Regions from separate parts of the Mus musculus genome. Here region 2 is linked to region 1. The links are chromatin loops, found by intact Hi-C in ENCODE. Cell type or tissue: left cerebral cortex. All regions are shown on one strand. Links, peaks and the distances in the headings refer to the core of each region. The heading gives the core; the rest is flanking DNA. Region 1 has its middle 47 kb from the start of Gm32918. Region 2 holds the start of Gm32405 (a long non-coding RNA gene).

Region 1 (8,328 bases), core at 124-8,123:
AGGTCTCACCTAGGTGGGCGCTGGCTCTCACACACAAATATCTTTTCAATAGCATCCATCATCCTGACAGCTGGAAGAAACTTCAGCACCATGGACAGGTAGCAGGACTTGATGACTTTCCAGCTGGATGACCCTGAACTCCATGTCTCTCGGAACAGAAGTTGTCCAGATTTACCAGTGGGTGGGATCTGTGTGGCCTTCCACCAGCTAGCCATGCCTGCACAGGGCCATGTGCTTCATGTCCTGTGAACCAGGTGCCAACCTACACCCTGCCTTGGCTCAGACCCAGGCACCAGCAGAGAAAACTCAAGAAGGAGCCAGTCCTGAAGTGGACCTGGAGCCTAAATTCACACTCACTGTGCACTGTGGAAACCATCAAGGCAATAACAGCGTTCCAAGACTCCAACAAACCAGGTTCATGACCCTCTGGGGGACAAACCAGGAGTCAAATATAAAACCTCAACGACAACAAGAGACTAGGAGAATCTGCTGAAAATGGACGTGCTCTCAGCTTCCTAAAGCCAAAGCAATAGACTGGAAAAGATGAATGTCGCTGATCCCATCACAAGGATAAAAGACAAACCTAGTTCATGACGAAAACATCTACCATTGGAAAATAAGAGGGAAAACCTTCCAAGTTAAACCCAGTACAGATAATAAAGTTGCAAATTTAATAATAAGGAGAAGATAAATTAGTGAAATTTTATGTGGAGACCAACAGATAAGAGAGAAGGCCAAGGCTGGTCTTTGAAAAACATTCATTAAAATGAAAATGTTGGGGGTTGCAGAGATGACTCAGAGGTTAAGAGCACTGGCTTCTCTTCCAGAGTACCAGACTTTAATTTCCAGCACAGTGTTCCTAAACATCTGTTATGCCAATCTTGGGGCCTAATGCCCTCTTCTGGCCTCTGGGAGCACTGCATACATGTGGAGACATATACGCAGGCAAAACACCCATAAACATAAAACAAAAAGAAACAAGTAAAATCTCCAGAAAGATGGGCTTTTAAAATAATAATTATTTTATTTATATGAGTACACTGTCATTGTTTTCAGTGTCTTCAGCACCAGAAGAGGCCATCGGATCCCATTACAGGTAGTTGTGAGCCACCATGTGGTTGCTGGGAATTGAACTCAGGACCTCTAGAAGAGCAGCCGGTGCTCTTAACCACTAGGCCATCTCTCCAGCCCCTAGAAAGATGTTTTAATAAAATGAGAATGTAGGTCATGATGAGACATTTGTACAGTCAGTATAGGTCAAGGCCAGTGGACAGGGCTGTCCAGTGAACAGAGTTGGCCAGGAGATAGAACTGTAATTGTGAGGTGTAATCAGAAGACTATCAGAGTCTGCAAGAGGCAGTGGACTGGCCTCGTGTCCTTATTTGACAAGAACAGCCTGTGACCAATCACATGGTGAAATTGCACATAGATGCTACTGCCATCCAAAATTCATTAGATCCCGATGGTGAATGCAAGTTGGATTTATAGTATGACATTTGTTTTGACCTCTTCAACATAAATTCCCCCAAAGGACACACGTGCACATCTGCCTCCACATCTATGAAGCTCAAAACCAGGCAACAGCCTCCTAAGTTATATGCAGAGAGAGTAAAGGACACAGCAAAGAAAACGATGACTTATGCTCGGGTCACAAGGGAGAGAATTTTGTGATCCTGAGGTTCAAGAAATGCTCCCATCTTCTAGTCCCCTAGAAATGCCGTGGACACAAAGGTCTCCATGGATATGTGAGTGTGTCATACATGCTCTGGGCCTATGATGCATTTTAAGTTGTTACATTGATTAATGAACACTGTCTCCTTGAACACTGGGAAAGAATTACAGGTAAACCAGAACTTTCTGGAAAGCTAACATCCTTAGCTTGTGCACAATACCACCCATTCTCTAAAGCAGGCGCAGAAACACTTGGAAAGTGAGCCAAGATTTAAAAAAAAAAAAAAAATTGACAGGAGAGAGGCAGAAGCTGTTGGCAACGGCAGAATGCTATCGTGGGTTAAATGTACACGGGGGCACAAGGGAGAGAAGGCTATGCCAAAAAAACCAAGTCAGCAGCAACCTTAAGCTCCATCCTCCCATCTTAAGGGAAAATTAGAAAATCCCGAATCTTAAGTGGAGAGCTTTTTTTTTTTTTTTTTTTTTTTTTTTGCTAGCGTGGACAGAGAACAGCAATTGAAGCTCCGCGCATGGAAATGCTCCCGAGGACGCCTGGCAGCCTGGAACAATTATGTAGAACACGGCTGAAGTAACATTACCGGACAGAAAGAGAACGGAGCGGGAAGGTCAAAGGACCTGTCCTTCCCCGGTGCCATCAGAGGAGTGCCAGGGGCCTGCCAGTTACTGCTCTATTTCTGAGATTCCAAGAAGGAGTATGTCATCCTCTAGCACACTGTCAGGGAGAAGAATTATACTACAGAAGCACAAAAAATAACACAAATCTCTGATTTCTCATCCCCAGTACGAAATGCTAGCCGATGTCAGAGCCAGGTGTGTAGCTATCAGAAGGGAGTCCAGCCTGTGCTTCCAGAAGGCTCTCCGTGGGGGATGAATGGAAGGCTACAACTTCAAATAAGCTGATGGAAGGATGGACTGGATCAAAATGTGATGCAGCCTGGAAATTGTAAGCAAATGGTTGGGGATTGAAGCCATGGATGCTTTCATGAGTGGCCAAAGACGCAGGGTGAAGGGCAGAGGAAGAAGCTAAGATGACAATGGGGTATAGAGGCATGTCAGGGAACTGAGGGCCACCAGAGAGAAGCTGGAAAGACTGGGATAGGAACCTGGCTGGGCATAGAAAGAGCATATCTGAGACCCATGGTGGGCAGACTGGGCCCTTATATTCATGGAACTTATGCCAAGGGAAAGAATCAGACCAAGAGTCTGTAGGCCCTGCAGCACCAATGGTAGCTGTGTCTGGGTGAGGAGGAACCTAAAAGCAGGCTCCATGTTTTCCTCAGCAGGTCTTGGGCCCTTGTGACCAGTATCTTTCAACAATGCTTTCCTCCTATCACCTATGTCTCCCTTCCACCTACCATGGCTCCCACTTGCCTCACATGGCTACCACCTGTTCTCTGTGGCCACCACCTGTCCCCTGACACCCTGTAGCTCTGACTTCTTTCCCTGTAGCTCCCACCTGACTTCAGTGGCTCCCCTTCTTCTGGGCTGACTTCCCACCTCCCTCCATATTGGCATTAGCACAGACTTCTTGGAGGACGGGAGCCAGGCAGCAAAGCGCTACTCCTTCCAGACCACCCAGCTGGCCCTCTCCTAGCCATCAATTACTCTGTCTGCCTGGATGGATTTTCTGCCCTGTGTCGTCTGCACTCCCAACTTTTCCCAGGGACCAGAGGTCAAAGCTGAACCAATTAATTTGAACTCGTCATTCCACAGTTAATAACTTCCCGACACCAAGCTCCTTCGGCAGCTTCACCAGCAGGCTGATGGATTGATGATGTTTTGCTAAGGTTTATTGTGTTTTTCTTCTACCCTGTACGGGGCGGAGGTGGGGAGGGGAGGGGGAGAGGGAGGGTTCCCCAGGGAACAATTAGGCTCTTTGCTTCTGTGCCAGATTTAAGATCCCAGGGAGCCACACCTGTGAGCTGGATTAGCTGGGGGACACAGCCATGACACCCCCTTGCCATGCGAGGCCGTACAAACGGCCCTGTGGAGGGCTGGATTGCTTCTCCCTTCTGGGAATCACGGCTTCCATCTGCCATTGCAATGATAGGAACATTTACATATTTTAAAGGTCAGACTGAAGGCTGAGTATGAACGCATACAGGCTCTTTGCTGGTCTGTGCATCAGACAAGGAGATGGAAGAGGTAGCTATTGGTCACTCAGGAGCTAATTCAAGGATCATTAATAGGCAGAGAGAGCGAGAGGGAACCAACCCCACTTGCTCCCTGCAGCAGCGCCACCTTCAGGGCACCTGCCCCTGGGAAAGAGCCAAGGCTCACTTAGGCAGAGGCCATGGTGGGTCTTCCTCCTGCTATCTGGGCACTCCTCGGTGACATGTGTCAAGATGCCTGTAGATACGGTGTAAGTCTCAGGGTGACTCAGATAAGTGGACAGTCTGGAGTCGTAAAGCATGACTTTTTTTTATTAAGTATAGGACAGTAAAATAAAAATAAGATAACAAACACAGTATTGTAATGAGCCAGTGGGCTAAACCTGCATTTTTTTCTCTCTCAGATGTTACTGATAGCATCACCTATGGCCCTAAGGTACAGAGCTGAATGTCAGAATATTGTTAAAGTTTTTTTTTCCCTTCTTCTTCTTATTTTAGCACATGGATCTTGGCTTGGGACTCGCCCAAATTTCTTCCTCCTATAGAACCTTTAAGGTGCTTCATTAATTTATTTAAAACTGGTATTTAATTTCTCTGCTCAAATACCCACCCCTGCATGTTTTTGCATAAACGTGAGCACGTGCCCGAGTTGGCGCAGCCCTCCCTTTTTGCCTCTCTCTTGCTTTGTGTGTCTCCCCTGCACTGCCTTCCCTCCTAACCCCAGATGGGATGCGGCTTCCTGCTCTAAATGATGATTTATGCTGCACTGTGTGTGCAGGGCTCTGCAGTCGCATTGGCTTCCACCTGCCTAACCTCGTTTGATGCTCTGGGGGAACCCTGCAGGAAGGCAGAACGGGACTCAATGTGCACTCCACAGAAGGCAAGGGGCTCTGCAGGAGGAAATGGTTCCCCTGGGCCCTCCCAGCAGATCCCAGGAAGCCTGGAAAGTAGCCAGAGCTGCAAGACTGCCTCCTGCCACTGCCTAAAGTAGAGCTAGGCCTGCAAATGGCACTTAGCACATCGTAGGGCTTTTGGCTTGCCTCCAAGTGACCATAGGCAAAAGGTTCAAGCTTGGGAGTGGGGGGCTTCAGCCTGTCTCCATCTCATAGTGTGGCTATGTTCAGAGGCCAAGGGGGCCAGCACTGCATGTGGAAGGCCACCTAGTGTGGGACACTCCTATAAATCTGGTCTCTCATTGCTATATGGGATGTCAGCACAGAGCCCATGGACTTTGCTGTGGCCCCATGACACGATGTCCTGTACTTGAAAGGCCCTTTAATACTGATTGCTTCTGAGCAGAGCCAAAAGGAATCACCAGGCTTGCTAGCTTACTGTCTAAGCCATTGCCTTGGCTGCAGCTCTTTCTCTCCATTCCCTTGCTGATTCAGTATCTCGCTGGCAGGAGTTTCATCTCCAAGCAGGAAGGGAAAAGAGTGCGGGAATTTGGCTTTACCCTTGCCTATCTGCCCAGACATCCCCCTCCCCAGGCTACTGTTCAGAAGAGGACCCTTCACAGAAGGGTCCAAAGAACATGCCTAGCTGGGGCTTTACCCTTGGGAATGAATAGAATCTGGTTCCTAAGCAACAGGCAGGACCAGTGAGGAGTCTCAAGGCCCTTTTAGTCTGAGAACAGCAGCAATGTCAGCTATATGGACTAAAAGCACTCACTCCTAGGCTACACCCTCTCCCTGACCTACAGTCTCCACTGGAATGATCTGGCTGCTGCAGTGGGAGCCACAGGAATGTTGTCTTCTCTTTTTTTTTTTTTTTTTTTTTCTCAAGCCAGGATGAGTGGCTGTGGCCTCCTTGGGCTCCTTGTGCTGAGCTGGGGATGGCCTTTAAAAATAGGAGCATCTGAACTGCGAGCTAGCCAAAGACAGACAAGATGGCAACAGCGTGCCACAGAGATGTACTGTTAACCTGCCATGGCCCAACAAACACCCTATGAGCCAGGGATGGGTCCTTCCAAGTTATCCTCCATAAAGTCACTTGGCATTATTAGAAACCAAATTCTATTCATTCCCAAGGATAAAGCCCCAGCTAGATTTATTCTTTGGACTCTTCCGAGAAGGGTCCTTCCTGTTCTGAGCACTGGCACTGGCTGTTGGCTGAGCCTTTGCCTTATCACTGGGGACAAGTTGCCGCAGGCCTAAGCAAAACCACACCACTTCAGGACATGTGTCCTTCTGATGACTTCAGTGGGTCAAGGCTAGCCTGAAACTAATGTAGAAATGACTCTTACTCCCCAGTGGTAGTCGGGGGCTACCTTAACCATCACAAGGCTAAGGAGATATGCAAAGCACATGGAGGAGTACCGGAGCCATCTTAGCCAAAAATCTACCATATTTTCTGAACCCTTGACAAAGGTTGTTACGCGGGAGCCCACACAGATCTGCCTACCCAATAATTGGAACACATCAGGACTGAGAGACAATAACCGCCACCATCCCATCCACACACTGTGCACCAGGCCAGGGCCAGAAAAAGACCACTCCCGCCTTGTAGAGCGAGCAGACAAACCTCTCCAGGCCACTGTGAGACAACAAGGACTCGTATGCCGTGTAGGATATTGCTGAAGTCCTTGCCAGTTGTGTAGCACCACGGCCTGAAAGAAGCTGGTGTCCTATAGGGTGCATGGGGTGGGCATCACCACCGCTACACCCAATATTATCCCTGTGGCTGTCTCTGGAGGAAGCACGGGATCTTTCTGTCCGACAGAAGGCTCTGGATATCTTCTACCAGATCAATCAGGAGACATTCTAAACAGACCCCAGGAATGTAGACTCATCTGGATTCTAAGCCATTACTGTCTTCAGGATACTGATGGGAAACATGGTACAGATTTGCCTCATGCCCCCACCTGGTGGCCCAGTGAGACAGGGGCTTTACCACACTGGGTTGAAAAGATAGGGTAACATATTCACCCTGGGGCTTCTCATTTTCTCAATATTGGCCCTTTACTTGTTGCTGGGGATCAAACTCTGTATCTAACCACAAGTTCTAATCACTGAGCTATACCTCAGCCACAGAATAGATTCCTTGTTGGATATGCCTTGCCCAACAAATAGCTCCATCATCAGTGCTGTCACAGGAGGCTCAGGGACCCTCTCGTACAGTGGCCTTCAACCTTCCTAATGTTGTGACCCTTTAATACAGTTCCTCATGTTGTAGTGACCCCTAACCATAGACTTATTGAAATTTTGCTACTGTCATGTAATGTAAATATCTGGGTTTCCAATGGTCTTAGGAGACTCCTGTGAAAGAGTCATTCAACCCCCAAAGGGACCGAGACCTACAAGTTGAGAACTACTGATCTCATGGCTATAGAAAGCTTATCACCAGAGGTCACTACCTTGCCCACATTCCAGTCTCCACATAAAGCTCGCACATCCTATCTTGGTCATTCAGATGCTTTCTCTAGATATCTGACCGACCAGTGGTTATTTTAAACCCTGCAGTTAAAATCCACACGATGGCATATTGGTCTGCTGAAACCTTATGTTTTCATTCTGAGGTCACTCCAGGGTCATCCTCCCTGGAGTTTCAGAACTTCCTCAGCCAACTTCTGTGTACTTGTGCATGGTTCTAGAAGTTTCCCGAGGCAGGGGCTCTGACCTGAGCTGATGGGGTGGGAGTGGGATGCGGGTGATGGCAGGTAAACTATGGGCTGATGGCTGGTTTCTTCCACTCCCACTTCTCTCCCCCGTGTGTTTACGAGTCCTCAAGGCCCCGAACCTGCCTCTCATCAATGCATCCCACATGTCACATTCTCTCCCCAGAGGCGGCTCAGGAGCATGATGCAAACCACCTCGGGGCTTTTCGTGAGCTGCACAAAGGAGTCGGTGGTGGGAAAGTCACAAAAACTCTGTGTGTGTGTGTGTCATCAGTGAGCCTAATTAGAGCTGCATTGACAGCCTTAGAGACGGTACCAAGGAGGCCAGAGTGGGCAGGGAAGAGTCATGGGCTCCCAGCTCAAAGAAAACAGCTCTGAGAACATGGGCTCTGTGGAGGTCCACTCCCCAGAACTGCTCTGAACTCCAGGCCTGGTTGTCTTCAGCTCCATAGGAAGCTCACCTTACCTCACGGCCTTGGTGTGAGTACCACCCAGGAGGGTGCTATGGGGCTGATACATGGACAGTGTGGCTGACTTCTACCGTGATAGGGAGGACAAGACAGAGGCTGAGAGAGTCTGGTGGATCTACCTGGTTCCTCAGGCATCCCATTTTCCTCTCAGCCCATGGTGAGCCTCTCTGGTTTGCTTAAATAAAGCAGGAAGATAAGATGTGGTAGCCCTAATATCAATCCTCTGTGTCAGAGGCACTGGGCTGGCAGGAGCTGCACACTTGCAGAAGGTACACCTTTCTAAAAAAAAAAAAAAAGGGACAATGACCCACCTCATTATGAAGCTGAGGCTGTGGAGGTTTAGAGCCACCCAGTGACCCCAAGCTCCTCTCTGAGCACCTGTCTTAGCCTAGGCTGCTCCATTCAAGTGGTTCTGGCTCATGTTCTCCACACCACAGAGGTC
Region 2 (8,328 bases), core at 85-8,084, 160 kb before region 1:
GATACAGCAGAGTAAAGGGTACGGTGGCTCTGCCCCAATTCCCAATAATCTATGTATCAATGGCAAAAATGGACTTGATTCCAGGTGTGGGACTCTCCAGGGCATCCCTTCCTATCCCACTAATGTTGATGGTATCTTCTGGGACGCTGGGGTCCTGGGACCCATGTGAGTCCCTCTTCCGGGACCTGAGTGCTGGGAAGTGTCTCACAAACATCTCTTCCCCCGATGAAGCTGAAAGCTGACCCCCCCAAGCTGCCCTGGAGGTCCCCACTGACCCTTAGAGACCCCTAGAGCAGCACAGTTCTCCATCCCAGATGTGCCTGGCCAGCTGTGTGTCCATATGCTCATGCTGTCTCACTGGATTTATTTCTCATGCCTTCTCTCCCACAGAGCCACAGCCCAGGGAACAACCACATCTGCTTAGAACATAAGCTCTCACCCCTTCTACCTTCCACTTGGGAGTCTTTACAGCCCCCTTGCCCTTCCAGCCTCCTCCTCCCCACCCCCAGATGGGAGTTTCTGCTCCCCTGAGGTTTCCTGTCTCCTCCAGGGCCTTTTGAGTGACACACCCTCCAATCCAATCCTGGGTCAGGTTCACCCACCGGACTCAGGGTGGAGAGGCAAGGTTAGTTTTAAGCGTTGTCTGGTAGGGTTCCGTGCCTCTCCCACATCCTGATATTGTGGTGTCCTTGACCTTGTTCACAGATGTTATCCACAGGTTACCCCTCATCCATTTGGGGCTCTGCTCTGATCATCATGTCTGCCACCCCAGGCTTGTTCTCTGTCAACGAGCAGAAGCCTAGAGATGCCCTTGGTTGTCTGGTCTGTGGGAAGCCATTTAGAAGGAGATAAAGAATTGGGAATATTGTGAATACCCCTTGGAAGAAAGGGAGGCAGACTGCTGTGGCAATGTGCTATACCTGGCTATGGAGCCATAGAGAATGGCACTCTAGCTATCTCGTGTCACCCCTGCATGCTGTGGTCTCTCTCAGCCTAGTTCCCCATGAGAGAGCCAGAGATGCCTCAGGGCATAGAGAGAGGTACACAGATACCCGATCTTTCAGAGCTGATACATGATGCCTACTCCGATTACCAGCACACGCACCCTTGATGTTAGTCTCACGGTATAGTGCCAGAGACCTAGTTCTCCAAAGGAACAGCTGGTAGGCCCAGGTCCACATGATATGTCAAGAGGAATCACTTCAAGTCTAGATCCTAACTCTGTGTCCTTGGCCTTTGGTAGCTCTACATATGGGGTGGGAGAGAGTGAGTAGTTCAGGAGTTGATGGGGCTGGATGGGGCCTACGTTCAGACAGCAAGGACCAGACCCTCTTTGACACCTGCTTTGCTCCTGAACTCTCCTGCATCTCCCCAGGGATGAACCATTGCAGAGAGCCCCCCTTTTTTCAGCCTGGAGATTGGCACATCTGGATTCTGTTCCTGCTTGTCCACAGATGCAAGCAGGCAGAGCCACAAACATAGGAGCTCACATCAAAGGATCCTGGTCCCAGGAGATGGCAGGGGCCATACCTGTTCACACAAGGGGCATCCTTTTGTCTTTGGTGTTGTGTGACCTTTTCTGTCACTGATGGGACTCAGAGGCAACAGGGAGGGGCTCTGTCCATCCATCACATGCAAGGAGGCTGGTACAGGCAAAGGCATTCGGATGGTCTGTGAGGCCATCCTCGGATTGGCCCTTATGTTCTAGTACCTACCATGAGGTGGAGTGGGAGTGGTGTGGTGGTGTATCGAGAAGTCTCCCGGCCTTCAAATCACACAGCTTGTTCGTGAGGCTCAAGACTGTACCCCAAGTTTACAGTTTTTCCTAATTGGTTCTGGGAGGTTGGGCATGTGTCCTGGTCAGAAGGGTTTGAGTGGCCATAAGCTGCTGACAACAGAGAAGGTGAGTTGATTCTCCCAAGCGTTCCAATGGATGAAAACCAAGTGAGTGCACCTGCCTTTCACCTATCCTTCAGGGTGCTGCCTCTTCCAGCCAGCCACCTCAGCCTCTGCCTGTCCCTGCTCCTTTGCAATACTGTCTCCGGCTCACAGGGGGCGCTGAGGCCCCGCGGCTGACTTTCCAAACCTGCTCAAACCCAGAAAAAAAAAATGCTACTTGTGATATGCAAAGGGCCCGGGCTGTGTGTTTTTCCAATCAATAGAAGCCGCATAGTCCCCCAGTTGTCGCTTCCAAAGTCTTCACACATCTGCATCTGAAGGGCTCCAAATGCAGTCTTTTCCTGTCGGGAGAAAAAGCAGAAGGAGAAAGGGAGATTTTTGCCTGACAGATTAGAAAATTTTCCACTTCCCAGCATTTGAACAAAGTATTTGTGCTTCTTATGCCAATTACCCAGGCTGTGAAAAAGAAGCCAGGAAGGTGCGGGCTCAGCCAGGGGCGCTGGGTAGGATCATTCCTAGGAGGACCTGCAGGTGTCAGTGGGTGGATGGGGCCCCAGGAGCCCCAGCAGGTCCAGAGTGGCCTAGGCCAGCCTTGCCTCCCCTCATATTTGACCTTGGGAATACGATTAAGTGCTGGGGAACTGTGGTTTTGGCAGGGAAACGGCTTACCACGGTATCTTTTCCGGGTACCGGGAAGGTCAAAGCGCTTTATCTACAACACGGGGCGCCTACAGATAAACTGTATTAATAGCTTGGCAGTAATTTTCAGTTTTCAAAGTGTTTTTGAAGTCAGAGACAGTATGATTTCCTACTTGGCTTCTGTAAGAGTAAGCTGCACCCCAGGGGCAGTACAGGGGTGAAGATTCTCAGTGGACACTGGACTGCTGGTAGCTCTGGTCCTGTTCCAAGATGTGCCCATGTCCTTGGCATCCAACTGCCTGATTCATGGTCTATAGAGGTCTGTGCTGGGTCTGGGTGTAAGAAATGGGGGGGGGAAAGCAGGTTGTGGGGCACTGGTCTCTGGGTACATTGAAGAGATTGGTTGAGGACGAATCTCCTCCTGCCTGCAGGGTTGCAAGTAAGTGCCTGGCTGGGTGTAATGCTAGAACTCAGGTCTGCTGGGCTACCCAACACAATATATAGTAGAAACATGTGATCACTCCAAGCAAGATGAGCTTCAGGGTCTGAGTCTTGGAGTTTGCTTCTCTTGGCCTAGATTTTAAGGCACGGCTCTTCTGGAGTTGCTGCCTCCCCTACTCATAGCAGAGCTTTCGGTAATCTGGCCTCTGTTCAGCTCTTTTCTTTCTAGCTTCATCTACATCCAGTCCTCAAGGCTCTACCCTGCCACCTTCTTCCTGGCTCAGCCATCATGGCTTTGTGTATACAAAGCAGTCTCAACCTATCAGCAGCTGCCAGCCCCGCCTCCCCGAACCTCCGCTACCACCATTGTTCCTTCTGGGAACAATAGCTGTCCTCCCCTTTGGACTTCCTGCCCATTTTCCCTCTGATTCGATTTCTGGCTGTACAAGGCTCATTGTTTAGAACAAGGATCAAGGTGGACACTCCCTTGCATTGTTGAGAAACCCGTGGTCTGATGTACCTGGTCCACCTGCCTGCCCCATTGTGTTCATTTCCTCTGTGTGTCTCGATGTGGATGGTCTCATTAGCTATTGCTGGCTGATGGAGTGAGTTGGTGTTTGGGCAGGGTCTTCAGCCAAGAGGGAGGAACCCTCAAATGGAGATTGTGGGCTCTGAGTAGGAAGATTGCAGTGAAGCCGTGCCTTCTGTCAGAACCAGGGGAAGGGCCACACTGAAAGGCTCCAGGATGCTGGCAGGATTCAGTACCTACGTTTCCTGGATCAGGTTGGCCAACAAGGACAATAATCCTGGATCTAGGGTGGGTCCCTGCTCTAAGCAGTGTACTGAGGGCATGCCTCCTCAAGGTGCATTTGTGTGTGATGCCCCAAGTAGGAGGGGGTGGGAGTAAACAGGGCAGGAAGCTGGGGGTGCTCAGCATCTATGAGAGGTTCTGTTTTTTTTTTTTTTTTTTTTTTTTTTTGTAGCTTCCTTAGGATCCCTGGGAGGAGCAGGGCTGGGAACAGTAAGTCAAGACAAGGCTGAGGTGGTGGCAGAGGAAACGGGGTGCATGGGGGAACAGATTCTGAGGTGCTCTGATCTCCTGGAGGGATGGATAGCCATGCAATCTCACTCCCCTCAAGTCTTTACACAATGGGCAGAACCACTTCCAACGGGTCCATCAGGGGCAAGGTTGGGTGATAACAGGACACAGATTATCTCAGGCCAACAGTTCTGCGCCCTTTCACACAGAAGACCTTGGCATGTTCAGGTGCAATTCTTGTTCTTTGTGAGCCCAAGCCCTGCTTTGAGTGACATTCAGTAGAATGCAGCTTTCAGGGTGATAAAGTGAACCCCAGGACTCCCTCTTAGCATTCAAAATCCCTTTGGAAGTCCCAGGTTTGCCTGCCCTCACTTCCCTGCCCTGCTTATCACTGTACCCAAAGCTCTCCTCACCAGTGCAGTGCCCGGGCTCACACAGTATCTGAGGAGTCTCCTCAAACCACTGTCTTTCACGGTGACTCGTGGTGTGGCAGTCAGGCCCAGGAGCTGAGGTACTCAAAGAGACTCGAGAACTCACATTCATGTGTGGCGTCTGTACAAAGCACCAGCACGCTATCCTTGGTCTCGAGTCTCCCAAGCTGTGAAGAGAGGACACAGATGTCGGCTCGTCACCGGATTCACAGCAGAGCAGACAAGACACATGTATGGAGAATGCTCTGGCTTCATCTCCTGCTGTCAGCAAACCTCACTCTTCCGGTGACTATCCTGACACGTTTTCTCCAATTCTCTGCTTGGTCCCTGCCTCTCACTTGCCTCTTCATCCTTTACCTATCTGGGGACAAAGGCCTGCACAGTTCTTTGCTTATCCACCCCTGCTCCCCCACCCCCACCCCCCAGGGATGAGGGACAATACATGTGACCTTGGGGCAGACCCTCCCACCTTCTGGCCTCACAAACATCACAGGTGAGACTTAATCTCTTTGTTGTCCATCAGTACTCCCCCTCTGTCCTCCTCCCCTTTCCTTCCTCCCTCCTCCCCTTTCCTTCCTCCCTCCTCCCCTTTCCTTCCTCCCTCCTCCCCTTCCTTCCTTCCTCCTCCTCCAGCTCCAGGCTCTGCATTTCCTCTGTTTCCTTGGGGAATGACTCACACATTTGCCTCCCACCTGCACCACCAGCTTCCCAAACCTTTATTGGCAGGGGTCGAGCTAGAGCGGATTTCAGCCTTCAGAGGCCTGAGGGCTGTGGCAGGCAGTGGGCGGTGCCCCCGTGGGCAGCATGTTCTTCCCTGCAGCCCTGCCTGCTCCTGGCCCTTCTAGAAGATGGGTGGCTCTCACTGGGTCCATGGAGGGAGTCCAATTTCATTTCCTGAGCCTCACTTTCAGCTTGACCTTAGACTGGCACTGTTTCTTTCCTGCATCCCTCTCTTCCTGAGCAAGATGCTCCAGGCCAGAGCTGGAAACTCCTGGATGCTCTTTCTTCCCACCACATCCCCTTTACCCATAGTATGGGCAGGAAGTGGGACTCTGTAGAGGTGGCTCTATTCCTTCAGGGCCTGGTCAGTGGGAGAGCTATTTGGTGTTTGATGCCCACTGGCTCCCCTCCTCCTCCTAGCTCTGGAGAGTAGAAGACATTAAGCCATGGAGGACATGTGACCCAGGATTCAGCCAATCACTGTATCGCATTTCAACATTCATGGGGATTGGTTGAGAGAGGTTCACATGACCTAGGGACAGCCAATGATTGGCAAGGAGCGTTGCTAGGTCTGAGGTGGGGAGGGCAAGGATGCTGGCTCTTTTCTGTGGGCTTTGGTCTGTAGTTACTGGCCCTCTCAGTCCCTGGGCAAAGCAAGAGCATAACCCCTCATCTTTCCTAACCTGGGAACAGAGGCAGAAAAGATTTTGTTTTCGCCAGATAGTTCAGTGTCTGTGGTCACACAGCAGTAACTTCTTTGATCTATTATCTCATTTAGGCCCCACAGCGACTGTGCAGGGTACATTTCCTTTTTCCATCTGTCAGATCCCAAGCACAGACCCTATGTGGAGCCCCTGATGTCAGCCCTGGAACCCAAAACCAAAAGCTCAGGCTTTGTGATACACCCTACAGCGCTCTTGGCAGCCTATAGGCGCTGCACCTGCTGGTAGGCAAAGTGGCCTTATGGGCTGAACAGCTTCCTCATGGCAACTGGGAACTGCTATATGTTTGAATCCAGGCTTAGGCCTAGGCAAGCACTAGGGTGGTTCTGTGAGGAGGGTCTGTGGAACACTGAGTGTGGTGTGGGCTTGGTTGGCGAGGTGGCTGGGGCCATTCTCTTCCCTTTCAGTCTCCAGCAGCTCATGTATAGTATATGTATAGTAGTTGCCCAAGAGACAGTGTCTATTGAAAGCTAAGAGCAAGAACTAAAGGCACATTTGAAATGTCTGACTCCAGTCTGGATGGTCTGGTACCACCCACCCTCTGTTGATCATATCTACAGTGGGATCTGGGGACTACGGGGAGGAAGCTGCTCCTTAGCATCTTGCAGAGCTTCCCCTAGGATAAATTCTGGGGTCCTGGATTCCCTTTCTACCCGAGGAAAAGCTCACCTGCCTATCTCAGATCCAAGTCGATGGTGAACTCTTCATTCTTCCAGCCTCTGGTGTGTCAAGTGTTCCATGAACCATTTGTGCAGAGCTTGAAACTCAGCTGCTGATGGAAATCCAGGGGATGAGGCCTGGCACTCAGAGCACCCCGGCACCTCCTCTTCTGCTCCACTCAACTTACTGCTGGGACAGGCGGGTGGGCCGTTGGCCAGTTCTATGCAGAATGGCTGCAGAAAGACTAAATGTCTAGAGACAGGATGGGCCAGACAGAGAGGAGGGCCAGCGCTGGCCAGAAGGACTGCTGGTGTGCTGGAGACAAGAAGCAGGCCTTCCACCAAAAAGAACATGGTAAGACAGGAGGTGAGAAGTCCAGAGTTCTGTGAGGGTAGACACACAAGCCACAGTGACGGAAAGGAACTCTGCAGCAGGCTTCTAGGTAGAGACAGCCTTGACAGAGTCAAGGCCACTGAGGGTGTGGTTAGAGTCTGGAGAACCCCACCTTTGCTGTCCAGGTAGTCTTGACTTCTTCCAAGCACTGTGTACAGCAGCCACAGCGTCTGTTTTCATTCTCACCCATGTTGGGGCAGGGGAAGACACAAGGCTGGGTTAGAGGCACAGCACCTGGCTGTGTGTGGCTGCAGCCTGGCCTCCTGGAGACCATGGCTCAGCTGAGGGACTTCAGGTGGCTCAGTGCAAGAGCAGGAGAACTGGCCTTGAACATGGCCAAATCTTTTCCACCTCGGGTTTTTGTTTGTTTGTTAGTTTGTTTATTTGTTTGGGGGCCTATGATCTGTCTTTAACTCAATCAGGGCAGTGCCTTGGGACTCCGCTTCCCATCTGTCCACCTAAGAGCCTCCCAGCCCTCTTGGGCCCCTCCCTGCCCAGGCAGGGGTCTCAGAGCTGGAATAAATCCCCAAGGACCATGCTGCTATGAGCAATCCCTGTTACCTTGACCCAGGAGGAGGGATGTAGCACGCTCCCCCACACCATTGCGTCATGGTCCCCATTCAGTTCTAACCTCATTAACAAGCCCACCGTGGATCTTGCTGAGGCCTGTGTGGAGGGATGGTGGAGAGGCCAGGTAGGGGAGGTGGTGTTGGACAGTCTCCCCGGGGAAGCAAAACGGGATGATTTGCATATTTATGAGATCATTTTCATCTCGCTCAACTCCCTGTGTACTAAGGAATGTCACCTCGTATTTTAAGCTGGGATCTGGGCTCTCAGAGTGACAGCTCAGACTTCCATTTGACCTGCTGGGAGTCTATAGAAAGCAACAATGCAGAAGTGGGCTTCCTATCCCACATCTGCAAGGAATGGCTGCATGAGGATGGGAATGGAGGTAGGAAGGACACTTGCCCCTGAGTCTCATGTTTTTATTCATGAAGTAAGGATACTTGTGTGGTGGCCAACTGCCAACAGCAAACCAATGATGAGGTCATCATTATGTAGGTACATGGTATTCACATCTTTGTTTTTTTTTTAAAGACTTATTTATTTTATGTATGTGAGTACACTGTAGCTGTCTTCAGACACACCAGAAGAGGACATTAGATCCCATTACAAATGGTTGTGAGCCACTGTGTGGTTGCTGGGAATTGAACTCAGGACCTCTGGAAGAAGAAGAGTTGATGCTTTTAACCACTGAGTCATTCTCCAGCCCCAGAATTCATGTCTTTATATGAAGCCTATCCCTTGGGGTAGGGAAGGCAAATAACTGGCTTCTAGCCTAACGTCAATCACAACTTGATTTTTGGTCACCAGTTTACAGAAG

The links. Peaks named below come from ENCODE experiments on the same cell type or tissue, not always from the same donor. Only the 100,000 strongest peaks of a DNase experiment are listed, where the experiment ranks them.
Region 2: a loop joins it to region 1, with 5 times the contacts of the local background. A loop is called at or near these places in 4 of 42 quality-filtered maps.

Annotation. Positions count from the first base shown.
Region 1 is chr15:74,152,955-74,161,282 of GRCm38, forward strand. No RefSeq gene overlaps it. Among named protein-coding and RNA genes, the nearest start is that of Gm32918, 47 kb to the right of the region's middle. RefSeq lists an enhancer at 2,513-5,500. In left cerebral cortex, for the core only: CTCF peaks have their summits at 907 (motif pointing left) and 3,941 (motif pointing left); DNase peaks (open chromatin) are centred at 1,995, 3,769, 3,875 and 4,645; H3K27ac peaks cover 296 bases.
Region 2 is chr15:73,995,329-74,003,656 of GRCm38, forward strand. It overlaps Gm32405 (a long non-coding RNA gene), which reads right to left and starts at 4,682. Exons shown (of 3, transcript XR_384173.3): 1 at 4,432-4,682; 2 at 1-2,240. In left cerebral cortex, for the core only: CTCF peaks have their summits at 2,041 and 2,240; DNase peaks (open chromatin) are centred at 2,077, 3,325, 4,568 and 5,143; H3K27ac peaks cover 672 bases.